Regions from separate parts of the Mus musculus genome. Here regions 1 and 2 are each linked to region 3. The links are chromatin loops, found by intact Hi-C in ENCODE. Cell type or tissue: heart. All regions are shown on one strand. Each heading gives the region's core, and the rest is flanking DNA. Links, peaks and the distances in the headings are about the cores only.

What was found. Hi-C counts contacts between places; a loop is a spot of excess contacts. Peaks named below come from ENCODE experiments on the same cell type or tissue, not always from the same donor. Only the 100,000 strongest peaks of a DNase experiment are listed, where the experiment ranks them.
Region 1: a loop joins it to region 3, with 2.0 times the contacts of the local background. A loop is called at or near these places in 3 of 42 quality-filtered maps.
Region 2: a loop joins it to region 3, with 2.6 times the contacts of the local background. A loop is called at or near these places in 3 of 42 quality-filtered maps.

What each region holds. Positions count from the first base shown.
Region 1 is chr13:60,009,019-60,016,585 of GRCm38, forward strand. No RefSeq gene overlaps it. Among named protein-coding and RNA genes, the nearest start is that of A530065N20Rik, 17 kb to the right of the region's middle. In heart, for the core only: no CTCF peak of the experiment used is centred there; a DNase peak (open chromatin) is centred at 3,603.
Region 2 is chr13:60,065,910-60,073,476 of GRCm38, forward strand. The region is part of intron 1 of A530065N20Rik (RIKEN cDNA A530046M15 gene); the gene reads left to right. Among named protein-coding and RNA genes, the nearest start is that of Gm35193, 25 kb to the left of the region's middle. In heart, for the core only: no CTCF peak of the experiment used is centred there; a DNase peak (open chromatin) is centred at 3,622.
Region 3 is chr13:59,886,002-59,893,568 of GRCm38, forward strand. No RefSeq gene overlaps it. Among named protein-coding and RNA genes, the nearest start is that of Gm19866, 26 kb to the right of the region's middle. In heart, for the core only: a CTCF peak has its summit at 3,790 (motif pointing right); a DNase peak (open chromatin) is centred at 3,940; H3K27ac peaks cover 931 bases.

The DNA of each region.
Region 1 (7,567 bases), core at 2,330-4,829, 120 kb after region 3:
CATGTTCGAAAGAATAGTCATAGTATTGCATGCATATGGTATCTTTAAAATAATTTGGTACCATTTTCATTTACTAGAGCAGGAAATTGGTACCCAGAGACAGGAAATGATCTTATGGAGGAAGAATCTAATAAAGACTTAAATCAAGAGTGTGAGTGTGTGGGGAGAATATAATGGAGTTTCTGGATTTATTTGAAAACACCTGGAGGCACCAGCTTGTCCTGTGTAGTGCCTAGTGAGGGCTCTGGAGCATTGCAGTGTCATGGTGAGAACTCTGGAGTGTGTGCAGTGCTATAGTGAGAGCTCTGGAGCATTGCAGTGTCATGGTAAGGACTCTGGAGCATTGCAGTGTCATGGTGAGAACTCTGGAGTGTGTGCAATGCTATAGTGAGGGCTCTGGAGCATTGCAGTGTCATAGTGAGAGCTCTGGAGCATTGCAGTGTCATGGTAAGGACTCTGGATCATTGCAGTGTCATGGTGAGAACTCTGGAGTGTGTGCAGTGCTATAGTGATGGCTCTGGAGCATTGCAGTGTCATAGTGAGGACTCTGGACTATGTACAGTGCTATAGTGAGGGCTCTGGAGCATTGCAGTGTCATGGTAAGGACTCTGGAGCATTGCAGTGTCATGGTGAGAACTCTGGAGTGTGTGCAGTGCTATAGTGAGGGCTCTGATGCATTGCAGTGTCATAGTGAGAGCTCTGGAGTATTGTAGTGTCACCTTGGTGAGGGCTCTGGAGTATTGCAGTGTCATGGTGAGGGCTCTGGAGTATTGCAGTGTCATAGTGAGGACTCTGGAGTATGTGCAGTGCTATAGCAAGGACTATGGAGTATGTGCAGTGCTATAGTGAGGGCTCTGGAGCATTGCAGTGCTATAGTGATGGCTCTGGAGCATTGCAGTGTCATAGTGAGGACTCTGGACTATGTGCAGTGCTATAGTGAGGACTCTGGTGTATGTGCAGTGCTATAGTTGGGACTCTGAAGCATTGCAGTGTTATAGTGATGGCTCTGGAGCATTGCAGTGTCATAGCAAGGACTCTGGAGTATGTGCAGTGCTATAGTGATGGCTCTGGAGCATTGCAGTGTCATGGTGAGAGCTCTGGAGCATTGCAGTGTCATGGTAAGGACTCTGGAGTATGTGCAGTGCTATAGCAAGGACTCTGGAGTATGTGCAGTGCTATAGCAAGGACTCTGGAGTATGTGCAGTGCTATAGCAAGGACTCTGGAGTATGTGCAGTGCTATAGTGAGGGCTCTGGAGCATTGCAGTGCCATAGTGAGGCACTGACTAGTGAGGGAGTTAACCTCAGAAGTTTGGTTGCTTAATTCTTGGGCTGATGAATAGGAGGACTTCTGTTCTCTTTCCCATTCAACTTGGTTTTCTGAGAATTGATTTCCAATGTCTGCAGGAAAGGAATACTTCCCCGATGATGTGAAATAATATCTCTAAAGCATTCACTAAAAGTGTAATGTGAGCTACTCAATGAGCCACAGCACTCAATGGCACCAGAATTTGTGATTTAGACTCAAGGACCTGAGACCTAAATTTTCTGTATCAAATCCCCAAAGAGGAGGTCACACAAAGTAGCACCCAGCCCGAATGCCACTTGTGATCCTTGCTCCTGCAAGGGAGGAGCAGAGAACTCTCCTCCCCTCCTCACACTAGTTAGGCTGAGGGCAAGCCGTGCCTTCTCTTGTCTTCATACTCTCTGTTCTTCACATTATGTATAACCTCAAGAGCCCAGGGCAAGAGACCAGCGTCTAGGGAAAGACCTATCCAGAGAGAGAAATTTCCATTGCTGGTCACGAGTTAAGTCTTTGCCTCTATTGACGATAGCTTACAGCTAAAACAACAGTGTTCAAGGAATACCTTGTGCTGCCACGGACAACTGCTGAGGGTCAAGACACAGCTTGGGGTATAGCTCAGTGGTAGCGTACTCACCTTGCACACAGGAGGCTTGGGTTCAATCTCCAGCACTACAAAACAAAACCTATGTGGAAGGCAGACAGGGAAGAGAGCAAGGGGCTGAACGGCTGGTGATTTCCGTTTCAAGATCTTGCAAATAAGAACAAGAAAATGGGACTGGAAGTAGAGATCATTTCCTGCTAGATACTTCTGTGATCTAGAGTTTCATCTTCCTTAGAAATGGTGAGACACGGAAGACAAAGAGCATCACACATTTTTTAAAAAGTGATTTATTTTTAACTACGTATGCATGTGCATCTGTGTGGGTTTATCCACATGAGTGCAGCTGTCTGCAGAGGCCAAAAGAGGTCATTGGATCTCCTGGAACTGGAGATACAGAGTGAGGGTCCTCTGGGAGAGGACCACATGCTCTGAGCCACTGAGCTGAGTCTCCAGCTCCAGCATCACATTTGCTTGGTTCAGATTCACAAGTTGTAAAATGTTAAAATGTTTCTTTATTTACTTTTTTCTCAAAGAGCTGAGAATTGGCCTAGGGCCCCTGAGAGGGCTACACAAATATTTATCACTGAACTATACCCTCAGCTCTTTGTTGTGTTATAGTTAGTGCATGTCATAATACATGCATGTGTTTTTGGTGCGTGGTATGGTGTTGGAGGTCTGTGTAGGGATCGGTGTCCAGTGTATGGATCAGTTCACATAGTTGTTCATTTGTGGTATGAATGCTTGCAGCATTTGCCTTTCCAGATACTCAGGAATAGTCAATGGAATATTGTCAGCCATTGTCACCCTGCTGTGCGATACAAATCAAATTCGTAAGATCTGCCTGCCATTTTATTTTGTACTCTCTGACCACTCTTTTTCTGTCCCCTTACCCACTTCCCCACCCCTCTTCTGCTTCTGACAGCCACTGTGTTATTCAGCTTCTTCAGATCACCATGTAAATAAGATCATACTTTTTTTTTCTTTTAATCTGTCACTTAAAGGGAAGGGACTCCCCAAATCTAACTGATTTGCTCAAATCTTCCAGGGAGTGACCTCTTTTTCCATTACTGTTCATACTCCCTAGCCATAGCTTGGGAAATCAGGGCCTAGATTCTTAGCAGTGTTAAATTCTAAGACTACTTGGCAATGAAAACCCGATCTGAAGGAGTCAGAAGTTTGGATTTGAGTCTGGGCCTGCTGCCTTCCAAACAGGTGACCTTGAAGAAGCAACTGCCCCTTTGTGGTTAAGACTGAAAAAAAATTGGTTCCGATGATCTCCAAGCTCCAGCTATCAGACCCTGTGATATCCTTTACCGAGCCAGGAAGTTATGCTCACATCTTTCTCTCAATGTAATTCAGTCCAGTGTGGGGGAGCAGCAACAGACAGAAACAACTTCTGTTATCCCCCTTCTATCCCACGAGTCAGCACCAATTCCGTGCCAACCGTGTCCTTCTGTAAAGGATAGAGATCTAACCCACCAGGCTTCACCCGTCCTCATGAAACACGGAACAGAGGAGAATAGAGAAGGGTGCGGGGAGGGAAGGAGGAAGGGAGGGAGAGAAACAGAGGGGGAGAGATTATGTATTCACACTGAGCAAACCAAGCTTGTCTCATTCCTGGGCCCTGTGAACAGCTGTGGCCACAGCTGAAATATTCAACCCTACCAAATGACGACTTTCCCAACTCGGCCCCTCGCGTGCACCAGTGAAGTCACCAGCCGCTCAGTTTCCCAGCTTAGTAATGTGCGGGTCAAAGCCAAAGACATATTAAGAACAGATGGCCCAAGCTGACAGGGACAACTGCTCCAAAATATACTCATGGGGTGTGAGCTCTAATGCAAACAGGGGTAGGATGCTCCTCAGAGCATGCTAAACGTGCCTTTGGCTCTTTCCAACTCTCCACTGTTCCACTAGCATGTGACTGAGACTGTTGTGTTCCTCCACTTTGCTAATTACTGACCCCCCCAGAGAGCTGATCCAGAATGGTATCGAAAGATGGGGTCCCCAGGACCCTTGGAAACGAAGAGCATGATTCAGGTTGGCTTTCATTACCTATTCACTCGGTCAGTGACAAGTTGTTTAGAAGCCAATGACAAGCACCCCTAGTACCTACAGCAGTGTCATGCACTCTCACAGTCCTTCAAATGTTTACTGAGAATCTTCTATGAGCCATTATCTCAAAGACGGGCCTGTCTAATCTCTAAGAAGAACACATGCAACAAATCCAACCTCCTAGTTGACTTACCCCTCACTTTTGTAACACGGGAGTGTTTTATATCATATTCTTCAAATTTTTAAATGTTGCGTTGCCCACACAGCCGAAGTCTGTGCAATACAGACTGTGTCTAATCCAGAGAGCCTTGGTTAGCTGTTTTATGCTGAGACTCAATTAGTCACAGCATAGGGAGGTAGGTGATATCCAGAGCCAAAGCTGGGTCTTGCTATCATTCTCAAGAGGTTATGGGTACTTGGGGCCTTTGAAACAGGTACAGCTTTGTTATGGGTAGGCAGCGCTTAGATTAGAAGGTTTCCAGAGTGAATATCCAGGAGGAGGATGAATGGAGGGTCGCTCATATCACAGCAGGCTCCTTTGTGTGCACTGCTTGTAGAGGCAATCCTTGTGAGTAATTCCAGGCTTGAAGAAAGGGTTTGTGGGATAAAGTCTGACCCGTGGAAGGCTGCACTTCAGCGCCTACCTGTTGGAGGAGGGGCAAATACAGAGTTGGTCCTCTGCATCAATAGGTTCCACGTTCTCAGGTTCAGTCAAGCATGCATGACAATATTCCAAAAGATCAGGTCTGTACCAAGCATACCCACACACCCTTGTGATGATTCACTGAGCAATGCAGTGGCTGCTTACATAGTCTTTGCATGGTATTAGGCATTAGAAGTAACCTTGGGACCATGACAAGTCTGTGGAGGATGTATATAGGTTGCGTGAAGAAGCCAGAAGCTTCTCTGAGTGTGTCCAGCTGGACTGGGCAGGATATGCATAGGTTAAGAGAAGATTGGTAGCTGCCCTTCCTTGCTGCTGCTCAGAGCTGTGTTCCACTGTCTGCGGTTTCCACTTGTCCTTCTTTATAGCTCTGCATGGACTATGGATGTCTTGAAGTCAAGAGTCAGAGTTTTAGATCAGTGCCAATGTTTTCTGCAGTGAGCACTGTTGAGTAGGTTTCTCAGGAAGGTGGGTTTCATTAAATAAAAGATCTTTGCACTGGGCCTCTGATCCCAATTGCAAGCTCAGCTGGGTAGTAGGGTAGTGATCCCCTCCATTATTGTTCATCAGACTCTAGAAACTTCTTCTTCAGCACAGGGTGTGGCCGAGAGACCCAGGCCTGTAGTGTGGAGAACACAGCCAGCTGGATGAACAATGCTTATGTTTTGAAAGCACTGTGTCCTCTGTAGGATAATGTGGGCTTTGCGAAAACTCCATGCCCAGGCTCTCCAGGGGGCGAGAGACTTGGACACTGCTTTCTCCCTAGAAGGCTTCAGAGTCAGACTGATGGCTCCAACCCAGCCTGCACCTCCCAGATCCCTCCCAAGGTACCTCTAGCAGACCCAGATGGGAAGTGTCAGACCATCACAGAAACACACCAGCATACGCTGAGAAGTCTACGTTCCCATACGACAAGAGTTGCTCTTGTGTTCTTTAAGACACAGATTCACTCAAAAATATGATTGCTACCTGAAACCCCAGCCCCTATCCTTGTTTTCTCTTCATACTCACGTACCCTGCTAAGTCTAGCTTCTCAATTAACTTTGCAAGTTTCCCTTCAATCTGTGTTGCCAGTTGCTTAATAAAGACACCTGGTTCCCCTTGCCTGCTAGCCCCGGAGTCTCTACATTACAGCAACAATGACTATCCTCAAGCAACAAGACTCAGACCTCCATTCTTTCTGCCTTTTAGACGTTCTCTGCTCTGGTTCCAGAAAACCATGGTGGCTCAGACCTTTGTTACACTCTGGGCCTCTGTGACATGACGTACTATTTCCTCAAATTTTCTTCCAGGTTCTCTCTGTCAACCTTGCTATGTACTCACCAACTGATCAAGCTCAAATACCCTAGCCTCTGTGAAGCCCGCCTCCCAGTCTTCCTTTATCCATCAAGCTACTTATTACGCTTGTCTTGGACACCACAACATCCATGTGGCACTGCTTGAGAATTTAGCACGTGGTGGCGGGATTTTAGTGTCTGCCCTTTCGTTATTGCCTACATCTTATTCAGATTTAGGTCCCTGTAGCCTTGACGGACAGGTTACATAACTCCTTTCAGCTTCGTTTTCCGTTCATTTAGAGAGGCTACAAGACTGTCAAAGAGCTAAATATGATGAATCATAGCATACATTGCCTGGAATGTGGCAGCTCCAATAGACAGTAAACTGATACTATTATCTACTAGCATAACATTGGTGCAGAGAGGCACTGTCTTCTCGAACATACCTTCAGAGGGAAGGCTTCTATGCTCTGGGTTTGAAGGGATAGATTTTGAGGGGGGAGTGTAGCTGTTGGCATCAGATACTCAAGGGAGCAATTCACCACAGGGCTGGTGGCTTTCCTGGAGAGAAGACAACTTTGATTGGAACCTAGCCTCAAGTTGCTTGGGTGATGTGGACAGGTACATGGAAATCGACTGGCTTTTATTTTAGTCAAGTGAAGACAGATAAGAAGTGGACAGGAGTCAAGAGAAATCTATTTCTGTGAACGTCCTTTATAAATGTGTATTAACCTTTTGCGTGATCTAGTCTTAGGTAGTTCAACACCCACCCCTATAACAGGGAGAGAAAGCAGACTTTTATTTTGGCGTGAGCACAGAATCCCAGGTGCAGTCTCCTTTCTGGTGTGAAACAGACCCATAGTCTCTTGGAGTTCAGCAGAAAGTGATGTCAGCATGCACAGAGATTTGGGAGAAAACAAACCAATGTAAGGTCCTGCGCTGGGAAATACTGTTCCATTTCCTTCTGAAAGGAGCTCTCAGTGGTTCTGGAAAACCATCTGGAGAGATCCACTCCTCCCCCTTGGCTTTCGTGCTCCAATGCTCCTGATTAAAAGGGGGAAGGGGGAAAACATGGTGTGTGTTATCCTCATAGGCAGCCAGCACGCTGTAACCCATGGAGGGTTCTCCTGGATTGTTTTAAGAGCACTTTGCAGAGGCAGTCAAATGAAAGGCATGTGTTTCTTCATCAGGGAGACCTTCTCTTGGGGATATTTTATTTGCAGTTCTCTAAAGAGGCAAAGTCTCCACGCTTTTAATCTTCTGCACAGGAACGTCTAAACATTGGGAAAGCAGCACCAGAAAGCATGACCTCAGTGTCTCCGAAATCCTGCTAAGTCTGGAAACTTCTCCAGCCTGCTTGACCTTAGCAACTGGACTGTGTTGGATTTTGCCAGCGACAGCAAGTTTCGTTACAGTGTGGACAGTTCACTGAAGTGTTTTTGTCCTTGGGTTGTTTGGTCAGCCTCAGAGGAGCCAAAGCCATGCTGAGAAACTCAGTCTTGAATGTGGAGATGTCCAAATATCTCCTGTGACATCAGAGTCACACGGGCGTTCAAGGGCCATAGTCATTTACTTCTCTGGGAAAGATTTTCTACAAATTAAAAGTGGCTTAACGGGACACATGTCTGCAGTGTTCTTGGTCAAGAGGTGTCAACCCATTGTAAAAATT
Region 2 (7,567 bases), core at 2,330-4,829, 180 kb after region 3:
CAAGGGGCCTTTCAGGAGCAGGCTTACTCTCTTGGCCTTCTGTTTTCTGCTACGAGCATTTAACCCTTCTCTCCAGAGGGATGAATGCAAGGCTCCACCTTGCAAGGAAACATGACCTCTGCAGATACCAGGGCTGCCAGCACCTTGACTTCAGTTGCCCCAGCCTCCTGAAGGGTGAGTCAGTTATGCTCTTTGTAAATTATCCAGCCTCAGCCATTCAGCACAGGATGGGCTAAGATACCAATTAAAGATGTTGATGTTTTAAAGAGAAAAAAATTAAGATTAGAAAACGAGGAAAGGATGACCCACCCGTGTCTACACGGTAGTAAATAGAACGAGGAGACAGGAGAAGAGAGATTGTTACTCTCAGAAGACTGAAACTCGGGTGGTTGTTGGAACCCGTGGAGTCTGTGTTTACAGTGAAAATAATGAGCAACACTTGGGGCACTTGCTGAGAGCCTGGTGCTGTGCAGGCTCATCACTCCCACGGTGGTTTTCCATAGCTCTGTGGGTTCATGTCATATCTCCAGCCCGTATCAGGGGCCTTTGAGGCTCAGAAGCCCCAGAAGTGTCTCTTAGGGCTGTGCCAACAGCCTTGAAGGCTTTGAAGATCATCTGAAGACATCTGACACGGGGCCAGAGGACCATGACTGTCTTCCATGTGTATTTTTGAACATGTTTAGGTCCAAAGGGAATTCACTTGGAATGAAATAAAATGAAGGCCTGGGCCTTTGGAGGGGCCATCAGCTGGAATGAACCTTTTTGTAGCCCTACTGACAAGGCAGCCAGCATGGAAGATGGACTCCTTGGCTGCAGAAAGCCTGGGAGGTACACAGCCAGATAATCATTCCCAGAGGGAGCATCTCAGGCTTTGTTCTTGAGTTCCCATGGTGCACCAAGGCTCTTCCTCCCCCACCCCCCCTCGTCCAGGCCTCCCCTCCTCCTACCCCCTCCTCAGTCTCCTTCTCCCCCTTTCTTCCTCTCTCCCCTTGACTTCCTTTCTTCTCTTTCTCCTCCCTCCCCTTCCTCCCCCCTCTGTTTCTTCTTCTCCGTCTCTTCCTCCTTTGATTCTTCTGCTTCCCATATAAACCTATAACTCCAGCTCCAAGGAGGAAGGAGACAGAAGAGTCCCTGGGCTTGATGGCTTCCAGTATAGCTGGGAAGACAGAAGAACTAGGTGAGAAACTTGAATATGCAGAGGGATGGAGATGGGCCCACCAACCTTCTGACTTCTACACATGCCTACAGAAGCACGCTTGCACACACATGTGCATACACACATACACACAAATAAACAAACAAACAAACAAATAAATATGGAAAAATAGAAAGAAAAAGAGAAAGGGAGCGGGGACCTTTAGGGAGACCTGAAGGTCAGACTGGACTGTTCTGTCCTGGGCCAGTTTCCTTGGTTTTGTTCCTAACCCTGTTTGGTTTCACTTTGATTATTTTGCTTCATTGCACACACTGAATACAGAAAACAGCATGTTGACACGTTCACATCCAGCTAAGAGGTAGAGAGGTTCACACAGACCCGTGCACAGCCTCACACACGTGTGCACATCAGGAGCACCTCCAGAAAGACTGGAAACATTCTTAGCTTCAGCCGTCACACCCATGCTGCCTGGACCTTGTCCTTCTTATGGGTGTGTCCTTTGGCCTGAACCTCCCATCTCACCAGTGGACCCTGGTAACCATGCTGCTGCTCTCTGTTTGTATGATTGGCAGGTTGTAAAGATTCCACATCTAAATCAGCGATGCTCCCTACATTCAGCATCGGTCACTTGCGCTCACGCCCGTCCTGGTAGCAAGATCTTAAGATCTTGTTTTCTTATACACACACACACACACACACACACACACACACACACACACAGACACACACACATGCCTCACACTTCCTTGTATTCTCAGTGTCTCTGGCTGCAGCCTCCAGTACTGCTGATGGTGGTGTACCAGTGTGGGGCTTTGGTCCAGTGGAAGAAGGTTATGTCATCAGGGGCTTGTCCTTGAAGATGATACTGGAGCCTCAGACACCCCCCCCCCCTTGTTCTGCTTCCTGGCTGCCACAAGTTGAGCATCCCCCAGCTCTTTTCCACAATAAGTTCTTTCTCACCACAAGACTCCAGAACAGTGGAGCCAAGTGACTGTGTCTTGAAGTCAAAGGAACTAGGTGCCGAATTGATCTTTTCTCCCCACAGGCTGACCTCCTCAGGCATTTTGTCACCTGAACTGAAAGCTGGCTGATGCAGTGACGGCGGTTCTATGACATCCATGGGACATGCTGATCCCTCTTTCTGTCTGTGGGTGCTCAGAGGAGGGTACGATGTGCTGTGCTCTTTAGTTTTACATTTGCTTATGTTGGGAGCCTCCAAACTGTTTTGCACAGTGAACTCATTCATAGGAATTTCAGCCACATTGCAATGTCTTCATTAACCTATAAACCCAAAGGAGTTCAAGTGTACATTTGGCACAGTGAAGAGAGAGCTTACGCTGGTGGCTATTGAGATGACATTGACCCAACCTTTGGAGCCCGTTTCTAGCCTTCATGTGCATATGAAAAACATTTCCTCTCTTCCTAGTCCCAAAGACACCCAACAGAGTGTGGCAGAAGAGGGGCAACTGCTCTGGGAGGTAGAGGGGTGTCATAGAGGGGTGTCATAGTAGGGTTGCCATGGGATCGGGTCACATTTGCTGAGCCTCTTCGTGGGCCATAGTAAGTTTGCATGATGTGGGAAGCAGCCAGGTTGGTCCAACTGAGGAGATGCTTGCAGGTATCTGCAGGCTGTCAACCTGCAGAGTGGATCATCCAAAGGACGTTTCTGCAGGCAGGACTCAGACCTTCAGACCTCCACCTTTGACTTAGAGAGCAGGAGTGTGTGTGTGTGTGTGTGTGTGTGTGTGTGTGTGTGTGAGAGAGAGAGAGAGAGAGAGAGAGAGAGAGAGACTGTGAACTTACATGAAGCTATATGTACTTTGGAACTGAGACACCCCCTCCCCAATTTAAAACATCTCTCAACGAGATGACCCTGCCCAGCTATGTTGTCCATAGCCTTGAGTCCATTTTTTGACATAGTAGAGATAAGGAAGGTATGTGCCAGTCCCAAATGAAAAAAGTCAGGAACAGTGCTACATTAAGGAGGTGGGGGGGGGGTAATACCCCTAAAATCTAGGGGGAAAGTGTAGCGTGAAATTAAAGGCAAACTTGCCTATGATCCTGTTTCCCCATCTGAGCCTGGGAGATAAAAAGTGTAATAAATTCACTCATGTACACTCACTTTAAATATCAGAGCAGATCGGCAGTCTCACTGATGTGTGGTCAGACTTTGAAGTCTATCTGAGCTCCCTGGAATTCGCCCAGCCACTTTCCAGACCATGTAATCCATTGCAGATCCGGCCGCGTTATGCATTCCAGATGGTCACTGTCACTCTTCGTGGGTTCTCTCCCCTCTTTAGGTTACTGGGGTAATTGGGGAATAAGGAACGCATGCCCCAAAGTGAAAAGTGACATACCGTCACTGCCCTGCGTGGGCACCAGAGAGCCAAGAGAGTTAAACACTGTGCCTGGATGGAAGCATGGGGAGAGGGCAAGGAGGGAAAGGCCTCCAGGGTTCAGCTTGCAGCTTGCTAAGCCAGGAGGCTCCAGTGAGCTGGGAGAGCCAGCATTGCCTCAGGTCTGGGAAAGCAGAGCAGAAGCCCTAGCTCTCTTCCTTCTCTGGGTCTTACGGCCAACAAACCATTTCCTTGACTCTCAGATCAAGTGACCCAGTGATTGGGCCTCAGAGTCAGCATAATTATAACTAGAGGGAGCACTGGTTATCTTTACAGCTGGATAAGGGGAAAAGCTTTTACACGTCAGAAACATCCTCTACCTAACCTGTAAGGAGAGTCTAGGAAGCTGGAGAGCTGGGTACATGCTCACTAAGTTGAATTTATCTTTCTGTTTAATTTGAGGAAAAAAAAAGTCTCATGTAGCCCAAGCTGGACTCAAACTTGCTCTGTAGCCGAGGGTGGCCTTGAACTTCTGATCTTCTTGCCTCTACCTCTTGAGTGCTGAGGTTCCAGACAGGTGCTCTGTGGCCTTTTTATTCAGTACTGGGGATCAAATCCGGGGCTTGGTGCATTCTACCAATTGAGCTACACTCTTCCCCAGGCCCGGGCTTGCTTGATTTAATTCATTGTGAAAGGCTGCCAAGTGTCTTTTAACCCTCATGTTTGTGGTGATTGGACTCTCTAGTTCCTCACACAAAGTCAACATATGTGGTTAATAGGCAAAAAAAAAAAATGGTCACCAAAGGGACTGGTTTTTTTTTTTTTTGTATCCCTTCCTCCCCTGCCTGGTCCAGCTTGCCTGATTGAGTTATGTGGTGGCCTGTGTCTGTGACTGAATGTGCCTTTGAGTTACATTGATGTTTGATTCAGATTTATGAATGAAGTGAAATAACAGCACAGTGTGTATGTGAGCATGTGGGTACATGTGCATGTATGTGTACACATGTATACATGTGTGCACATGTATATACATGAATGTAGACCTCAGATAACCTCCTTTCTACCCAAGGAGGCAGTCATTCCAAAAAAATAACACCAGGGCTATGTAAAGTAGATCTCTCCTGCTAATGCTATGTATAGTTTTTCCCTTTTGTTTTTAAAGATTTATTTGCTTTGTGTGTGTGTGTGTGTGTGTGTGTGTGTGTGTGTGTGTGTGTGTATGTGTGTGTATATGCCACATATGTGGAAAAGTCCATAGCAGAGAGTAGACAGCATTGAATCCCATGTGGCCTCTAGAAGAGCAGGCAGCACTCTTACTCTGAAGAGCCAGATCCCTAGTTCTTCGTTGTCTTTTGAGACAAGGTTTCACTATGAAGCCCCGGCTGCACATGAATTCATGATTCCCCTACCCCCACCCCTGTCTTAGCCTTTGGAGGTCTAGAATTACAGACGTCATGTAGTATCATCCTTAGGTGAGAGAGGACATGTGTATGTGAGCATGTGGGTGCATGTGCATGTATGTATACACATGTATACATGTGTGTACATGCATATACATGCATGTAGAGCTCAGATAACCACATCCAATGTCATCTTTAAATGCTACCTTGCCTACTTTTCTTTTTTAAATTGAGGCAAAGCTGAGAACTCACCCAACTAAAAACTAGGAGGTCAGGCTGGTTGGCCAGAGAGAAGGTCTGAGTGGTATGCCCCGCAAGGACTGGGATTACAAGATCACAACACCTCACCCGACATTTTTGTTTTTGCTTTTCTTTTATGTAGGCTCTGAGGTCAAATGCAGATCCTCGGGCTCTATCACTGAGTTCTACTCCAACCCTATACTTTCTCCATTAAATCACTCTATCTTGCGTGTCACCTCAGAGGCCACCCCTCACCTTAGTAAGCACCAAGACCATCTACAAACCTTTTCAGGAGGTGAAGGACAACCTGGGTCTTTGGAGAGTCTGACTGAATGGATCTCAGGAGCATCTCACAGATCAGGCCACCTGCAGGGACCTAGAGGAGGCTTCAAAGCAAGCAAGCAAGCAAGCAAGCAAGCAAGCAAGCAAGCAAGCAAGCAAGCAAGCAAGCAAACAAGCACCTGTGCAGACTTCAACTGTGACTCTCTCTCATTTTCCCCACCCTAAAATTCTCAGTAAATCCACAACTCTTCCAGGGCAGTGAAGAGGGGACACCCTTCTTCCAGTCATCTGCTGCCTCCAGCGAGGAAAAAGAAAATGTGTTTTCTGAAGCAGCGAGCAACCAACCATCACAGACATCTGGCAGCTTCTTTCAGCCACTCTCGTTTTCGGGCCAGCGTGTCGAGGCAGCTGTGCACAAGGTTGTGTGCTCTTCCAGGAGGCAGGAAGCTAGGAGTGTCCTCCCTTGGGGGCTGCAGTTTGCGTTTCACAGACGCAAATGCTCGCAGACTGGGACATAGTGACTGGAAGTGTGCACTGAGGGCCAAATTCCCAAATATTCCAGGGCTGTGGAGCAGAGGAAATGAGAACAGCATGTGCATCTAAGCCTGCTCCTCCTTCTGGGAGACAGAGATGGGCAGACATCATGGATGGATTCTCAGGGAAATCAGCCCTCTGTCCGTTCATACAGAGACACTGTGAGGTTCAAACAAGCAGCCAGGGCAGGGCCACTCACTGACAGGAAAACACAAGCTCTTGTTAATATTTCTTGCCTTCTTTCCAACTGTAAAAAATACTGTGTGCTTATTTTTAAGCAGTTGGAAGGAAAGGGCAAGCAGAAGCTACTTCTCAGGGACAATAGATATCAGTCTTTTAGATTGCTGCCTCTCTAGCTCCATCTTCCCTAGTCAACTTCGATGCTCAGGGACCTTCTGTGGTCCGCTGTTGGTCATCAGGTCCTCATTTGGTATGTCTTAAAATTTTCTCTGAATTGTTAAATCTTTGAGCATTGGTGTTTTTAGCTTTTTTTGGTTTTAGCTGCAGTGGAAAGAGACTTGTGAAACATCTGACACTGAGTGTGTCTCCTTGTAGATGATTGCTGCTCTTCTAAGTCACTTTAACTAGAAATCCCCATTTAACCCCACTGTCCCAGCTTCATTTCTGCTTTTGTGATAAAAATGTCCCAACAAAAAGCAGCTTGTGAGAGGGAGGAATTTATTTCAGTTCACAGTTGCAGGCCACATACAGTTCACCGTGGTGGGGAAATCACAAAGATGGGAGCCTGAGACACCTGGTCATGTGATATCCACAGTTAGGAGCACAGAAAATGCATCCATGCATGCTCTCTCGATTGTTTGCCTGTGCTCCGGGCAATTTCTCCACTCTTAGATTGTTCAGAATCTCTGCCTAGGGAATAGTGCTACCTGCAGTGGACTGGGCCTTCCTAAAGTCATTAAGTTAAGATAATCCAGCCTCCACCCCCAAAATGCCCACAGACCAACAACAATCTCTCGTTCATACTCTCCTCCGAGATGGCTAGTCTTAACAATTAAAGGTAACTATCATTGCAGCAATTCATCCAACAGGCCGTAGTGTTAATTGCCAATTAGAACCTGGTACCTTAGCAGCCATAGCTGAGGTATACCTCAAGGGGGACCTGCCCTTGGATTAGAAACCATCTCATGCTCACGTGGATGCCCCAAGACCTAGTTAACTCCCTACAAGGGCTGAGGACTCGCTAATCCATGCCTGCCTCTGATTGTAGTTGCTTCTTGTGATGCATTTTAATAGCAGAAGCTGAGAATTCTGGGAATTGGAGAGTGTGGCTGGGAGCCCACAGCATTCCTTTTAAACATGTCTACATATTAACCAACCCATGGATCAAAATAATGAAAGAGGGGCGTAGCTGCTGTACGAGGGCAGATGTTCAAATCTCATTCTTCTCTTGAGCACAGAGTACTTGGTAACCGCTGGGATAGCATTTGCACAAGGCAGTACTCTGCATCATCTAGAGATCACTTAAAGTGTGTGCATGTGTGTGTAGCATAGCCATAAGTACTACGCACTTCCGATATAGGGACTTGAGGGTCTGGGTCTGGGTATTCCCAGGGAAGGGCGAAGTGTCCTGGCATCAGTCTCCTGCAGGTCCTACAGGG
Region 3 (7,567 bases), core at 2,312-4,811:
TTTGTTGATTGTTCTTCATATTTAGAAGACTGATTTAGTTTTTGAAAACAACTAAGACTCACTGAGAATGTAATTAAGTGGGGGTAATCTACTTAGACACAGAGGAGGTGATCAGTGAGAACTTCTGAAGAGCCTTTGTATGCACTTGGAAGCCTTGTGAATGTGTTGCTGCAGGAATACTTGGGCACAGATGGAACTAGAGGATAGAGTCCCATCCATGACAGTATCAGGAGGCAATCAGTCTGTTTTCATGGAAGCACCCAGAAGCCATGGCACACCATCAGAAGTTTTTTAGTGTATTTCTCTCTATGGAGTCCTGACAAATGCAGCTCAACTATGCAATGTAAGACAGACCAATACGTGCATGTCATTAGCAAAGAATCCTTCATCATGTGTCTTTTCACATGCTTGCTTTAGCAGAACATCCTCTCTCCTGTGTCTGCTTCAGGAAAACACTCCTTCACGTGTCTGCCCCAGCAAAACACCATCTGACACAATTGACTTTCCAAAGAAACTGTAAGTTTCCACTTCAAGGAGCCTTGCCTCTTGAATTTCATAAAATGTAAAGGCAGGTCAAGTGTCACCTCAGTTGTCTCAAGGGCTTCTTAGGAGCTGGAGAAATGGCTCAGTTGGTAAAGCAACTGCCATGTAAGCCTGAGATCCCTAGTTTGAATCCCCAGTGCCCACTTGAAAAATTGGGTGTGGTAGCATGTGTTTACAAGTGGGTGTTTTGCCTGCAGGGATCTGTGTACCACATGCATGTAGTGCTCCTAGAGGCCAGAAGAGGGCGCTTGGATCCCTTGGAACGGAAATTACAGATGGTTGTGATTTACCAAGTGGGTGTTGGGAACTAAACCCATCTTCTCTGAAAGAGCAGCAAGTTCTCTTAACCGCTGAGCAAGTGTATGTGATCTAAGCTCTGGCTAAGCAAAGATTAGCAGATCCTGGAGCTCAGTGCAAGACCTTGTTTCAGGCCCTCCTTCCTATATCGGTGTTAGGGAGTGGTCAACATTGGATACCTCAATCTCTCATGATCTTTGTCATCTTTTTGGTGCATGTGTCTCCCATAGAGTGACCTTAGGAATGGGCCTTGCTCTGGCTGATGGCGTCAGAGCTCTTCCAACCACAGCAGGCAGGTTCTGCAGGGCCCTTTACCCTTGGTCCTTAGCCAAGAGGTTTGCTTCTCTTTGCTCCCCTGTCCCAGCGTGGAGCTAGGGTACAGATTTTGATGGCCTCTTATTAAGGTCCAGGGATCAGAACAGAAGGGAAGCAGAGAATGTGAACTTAGGGTCCAATCCTAAGCCCAACAGTGCAGCTCTCCTGAAGGGTCCTTTCGGCTGCCCTTGGGAAGCCATAGTCAGCTCCTCCCCACCCCCACCCCCCACCAAGGAATAACTGATTGACACGGGAAAGGAAGGAGTAGGTTTCCCTCCCTCAGAAAAGCAGGAGGCCCGTGAATCACCGCTCTGATTCAGCTCTGTGGAGCAATCTTCATTTCCAGACCAAGGCTCTACTTTGTCCCCAAGAGATGGATTTAATTAGAAGTTCCCTCCTCCCCACTGAGAACTGCTGAGAGCCTTCTTGATTTATTTTCATACAAGGCAGGGTGTATTTTGGTGTTTTTCCTAAAATAAAGTAAGAGTTGCTACAGGCAGCATTGATCTTCCAGAAGATGGTGGAGAGCTTCTCAGAGACAACAAAACAAAACAAAACAAAACAAAACCAAAAACAACCCACTCCAGCACCTTCTTGAAGCACCAGACCACTATTACCTCTGCAAACTTCAAAAAGGCAACCAAACTTTCCCTTCAAGGTGATGCGCTTTTGTTGGGATGGGCTCTGCCATGCCTCAATAACGCGTATCACCCAGATGTTTCTGGCCTAAACTACAGTGGGTTTGTTGGTTCCTCACTTCTAGTCCACACCCCACACAGATAGGCCAAGATCTGCTCTCATTGAGCTGTATTCAGAGCACTTTCTTTGAGAGCCCTGACTGGCTACTGTCTCGACTTGCAGGCCATGGTGGTACATGGAGTAGAGAGAACTCTAACCCTTGTCACTAATCAAATCTGTCCCAGAAGTGGCAAAAGTCACTTCTGTCTCCTCCCATTCACCAGAACTGGTCACTGGGTCTCACCCAATGACCCAGCAGGCAGGAAGTACAAGCCACCTTCCCTTGTAGCCTGGAGGAGTTGACAGTTATTGACAACAGCAACCACAGCATTCCAGATAAACATTTGTGGCTGAACAGAGCTTCCCCTCCCCCATCACATCTGTGTTCTCTTAGTCTCTTCTTGAAACCTTGGGGACAGCAAGGGTTTCTAGTAACAAGGACACATGCTATTATTCAATCTGTGACTGTCCTTGACATTATGTGCTTTGAGTTACTTCTATTTCCTGGGGATCTCTTTCTCTCTCTCTCTCTCTCTCTCTCTCTCTCTCTCTCTCTCTCTCTCTCTGTGTGTGTGTGTGTGTGTGTGTGTGTCTGTCTATCTGTCTGTCTGTCTGTCCCCATCTAACTTTGAGGATATTCTGAAAAGTGAAGACTAGACTCACACCAGAGCTCTCTGCTGCCTCTGGGGAAAAGGTGCCTTCACCTTAGAGTTGGTCCTGGGTGCACATTTTGTTTCTTTCTCAAATATTCATGTATTTTTATTTCAGATTCCCAGCATTTCTGTCAAAGGCTCATGTCCTCCTCTCCTCCTGTCTTGAACTTTTAACTCCAGAGCCTCTGAGGCCAAATAAGTATCACACCCATGGCTAGAGTTAATGTTAGAGTTAGGAAGAGTTCAGCTCCTGGGTATGTTTTTTTTTTTTTTTGTGGTTTATGATTGCTATTCATATCATAGGGTGTTAGTAACCACAGAGACAAGACACTGTAGAGCCATATAATGTGAGCACACATAGACACACACACACACATACATACACACACACACATGCACACACACTTATACACACATATACACACACATATACACATACACACACACCTATACACACACATATACACACACATACACACATACATACACAGACACGCATATACAGCCACATACACACACATATACACACATACACAGACACATACACACAGACACATACATATACAAATATACACACACACACACACCAATATATACAAATACACACACACACAGAGCACAATTATAACTAATTCTTTATGTTTGAAGGTATGTATTTATCAGAGTTAAATTTCCCACAGTGAGATAGCTCACCATGAGAAAAAACAATTACAGTTACTGAAAATCATTTTTCTTAGACCCATTTAAAGAAGCACAGGGATGTCTTTGCAGCAGAAAATACAGTGGATACAGGAGACAGGGTATGCAAAGCCCTGAAAGCAAGCCATGTGGCATAGGAGGGCAGGAGATTTTAAATACTCTTAGGTCAGGCTAACTTGTTCTAGGCTAAGAACAGAATCCAAACATGGCTAAACCAGAATACTCAGACCTCTTTACAAAACGTATGTGGATAACATTATTTTTTGGAGAGATTATGGGAAGTGACTTTCTTGTTAATACAATTATTTGGGATTACGGCTCAATCCTGGCATTACCAGTGAGATTTTGAGATACCGGGAGGAGAGTTTTTGCTGTGTGTGTTACAGCCCCAGTTCACAGATCAGCACGAAGGCTCTTCCACAGAGAAGAAAAAGTGGTCAAAGTTTGTAAGACTGACCCTAAACTGAGCACAATTCGCCCTTTACAGAGGGGGGATTTTTTTTTCTTTTTGTCTTTTGTTTTCCTCTGTGCCACAAGGTGGCGGTGATCACATTCTCAAACAACCATCTGCCTCAGCTAAAATGAAGCCATGAAGTGGCAAAGTTTGATGTAATCTGCATCAGGAATGGAACCAGTATGTTCACAGTGGAAGGCCGGCACGGTTGCTATGGGAACGTCTCTCTCAATCAGCTTCCTTAACCCCTCAGGAGATAAATGGAAATGACCAATAGCCTTGTGGAAGGACTTCCTGCCATGAGGTTCTGCCTGTCCTCCACAGTGGGACCTCTGCCTGAGACCACAGAATGGGTTCTCCTTCTCTGCTACCGTCCTGTAGTTGTATCAGGGGTAGATAAGAAGCAGCCTTTGGCATTTATGGTTGGACACACAATGTGCTACTAGAGGAAGAGCTGTTTAAAAGATTCATAAGGACTGTACTGAGAGAGCAAGGAGTCACAGAGTCCCACACACTAACTTAAGGCCACTTATCTTTTTGTACCTAGAAGGACAACTCCCCTGGGTGTCACAGAGTGCACCTGAATGGTTATATCAGTACCTCTTAAAATGTAGGTGTGACATCTCTGCATCCTCGGGACAAGCGGAGGCATGCTGGTGACTTCATAGCCATCTTTTCAGACTCTATTGATATTTTCTAAATTCTGAGGGGAGAAAGACATTTCTAAATAAGGATCCATGTTCCCTCTCTCCAGGCTTAGCCAAGTTGGATTATCCTGTGTAAATTATTCAGGGACCCCCCCCCCCCACACACACACACACACACACGCACACACGTACACACTTAGCTACAAGGTCTGAATCCACATCTCTCCCCTGAAAGGGTTGGGTCAGGCACTTGGCAGCAGAATGGCAGTAAGCATCAGCTGGCATGCCAGCTTCACCTCAGGTCCCCATGTGGTACCCGTGAGGAGGGAAGGCTGCTTCTCCACCAGCCCAGTTGCCAGCTTCTTTTGTAGTCTCATGGGAAACACGAGAATGCGGTTGATGAAGGTTCCATCTGAGGTTTTATCTGGATCCCTGGGTAAAAGCGTAGTTACCCATATCTCTAATTTTAAACGAGATGTTTTTGAGGCGTTGCTATGTAGCCTAGGTTGGCTTCAAGATGATAATCCTCCTGCCTCACCCTTCTAAGTACTGAGATAACTGACGTACACTATCATATCCTGACTATCGAGGCCTTCATGGAGTAAAAATGTTTACTGCTCTTCCTCGCCAGGAACCATGAACTGTGTTTATTCTCTGACTGTTGAATACTCCATAGCTGATAAACAGCGGGCACCCTCCTCACACACAGAGGGAAGGAGATTCTAACACTTGGTCTTGATGTCAATATGACACTCCTTGAAGACTTTTCTAGTCTCTTTGGTTTGCTCCTTACAGGGCATGACCCACAGAGGTCACGGCCATTCCCATTTTACAGATGGGGAGACTGAGGCAGTGACAAAGCAAGAGGGTTGTCTGCCCCTGTGCTGAGCTTCAGTCTCCATTTACTTCCCTGGGAATGCTTGCGTGGCATGTAACTTGCAACTGGCACTGGCGTAGCTTTGCCCTTTCTTTTACTGATCTTCTTTAGTATTGGGTGTACAGTGCTTAAATGAGTTGATAGGAGCACTGAACAGTGATAATGGGGTGTGGTAGATACCTAAGTGTTCAATGAATGAATGGGACAGAAATGCCTTTGCTCCCGGTCTCCCTGAGCTGTTGCAGCATGGTTGTGGTTTCCACAACAGTATGTTCAGAGCAGAGCAAGAGGTTTCTGGGTAGTAGTGACAGCTCCCACGGGACTGTGTCCTTTCCCAGAACGATATGTTCTGTTGGCTGGAACAGCCCTTATGGTACCGATGACTACATAGGTACCTATAGATGTATAGGCCTGGTGGAGCCTATCGAGGGGAAGTAGTAAGCATTGTCCTCCACGCGCTGGGCATCTTAAATAGGAGGCACGAGGTGGCAGTGCCCACAGTAGGAGTCTACTAGGCCCCACTGGGATTTCCGCGCAGACCTTGGCTTCTGATGGAGATACTTAAGGAGCCTGTCTCTCATTTCCTTCCTTTCAGTCAGACTCAGGGACTTTGTTAGTCAAGAGTGAGAGATGACGTGTCTCAGGCAGAATGGAGGGTGTCAGGCCTGAGAGGTCCCCTTTTCAGTTATCTGAGGTGGAAAGCAATCTATTTCCTTCTGAATTTTCCACAGCAGCAGGCTCGTTAGGCCCGGGTCTGTCAGAATAGGTTCCTGCTTCATCTATAGAGGTGGTTGATAATGCCCAGTTCGGTCTAGACAGGGTGTGAGACGGGGAGTGGCTTCTCAGATAAGCCATGGAGGGCTGCTCTTGGGTCTTCTGGGTATTAGCGGTTGTTTTTACAATACAACTGTGAAAACAGAGTGATCCCCTTTGCTCCCTCAGCAGAGCCCGCTCCTTGTTCCCTGTCCCCACCCCTCCAGGTCTCAGCCTCCATGGGTGGCTTGAGGATTATGTCCAGATACTTTAAGCCCCTCAAACAAGCATGATCTCTCACCTACAGTTCTCTATTTTAACTTAAGAACAATCTGCCTTTCTTTAATTATTGGGGATGTATATTTACTGTCTATTTAGAGGGAGGTGAGTGAACAGGTGGGACCCGGCAGCACCATGAAACTACCTCAGCAGCCAAGCGGCAACTGTGGCCTGCTGTGCCCTGGCTTCTGAATTCTCACACGAAGCACTTTTACTGCATGCACGGTTGACTCGCTGATCAATGGATCCTGGCAGCTATAAACATTTTATGGCTGTCTGTGACAATATGACTCCTAGGCCCCTAGAGGAGTCTATGCAGACAGGGCCTTAGGAGGAGGAGGAGAAGTTTTGCTCCCGGGGGAGGGGGTGCAGCTCCCAGAGGCCAGATCAAAACCAGGCGAGGGGTTGAGTTACTCACTCAGGGGCTTCCCACTGTCGAAGACAGAAAGGTGTCCGAGGTCCAGCAGTGTTCCCAGGTTGAGAGTGTTTATTTGTTCCCAGTCATTGCAACAATTCTAAGGATGATTTGACTGGCATTCCTTTGGGGACACTGAAGGTTAGTGGCTTGCCTATCTCCTGTTCTCTCTCAGTGCCTGAGAAATTAGCCCTTGAACTCTGGTCAGATGACACATGATACATGAGGCTGATGACCCCCATAGAAAAGCAAGACCCAACTGTGCCTTTATTTTGTTAGAAACCTCGAGTCTTTTCTGACTGACCCCTATGAACGCTTGAGGTGTGTACTCACTTTTACTCTGAGTTGAAAAACAGCAAGGGCTTTGTAATGCCAGGTTTTAGTGTGCAGTCACAACTGGAGGGCAGGGTTGTGAGTGCAGAAGGACAACAGGAAGGAGTGAAAGGTGTGTGCTCACGAGGCACGCCGAGCCTTATGTCATGTGAGCTCGCTGCGTTTTCTCTTGGAAACCACAGAGAGACCTTCGAAAGTTAATCATCGAGCCATGAGGGGGCAGCTGATGTCATGAGTTTCCAGTGGCCAGCATTGCCACAGTCACAGACATCTCTCTGTTTGCCTACCCAAAGGCTTACAACAAAACAACTCACAAGCCATGTGTTCTGAGGGTTTCTCTTTGTTCTATGAAACTCAAGAGTAGAAGTCGTAGAAGGAGAAGCGTCTTGTGCAGTGTTAGGCGTTGTCATTGTGGAGACCGCCAGCCTATAATCATTATGTAACCCAGGCTGGTCCTGATATCATGATCTTCCTGTGTCAGCCTCTCAAGTCCTGGAATTACAGGTGTGAACTACAGAGCCCAGCTTTGTACCTTCTGGATCTTTCTATTCATGTGTTTCTCTC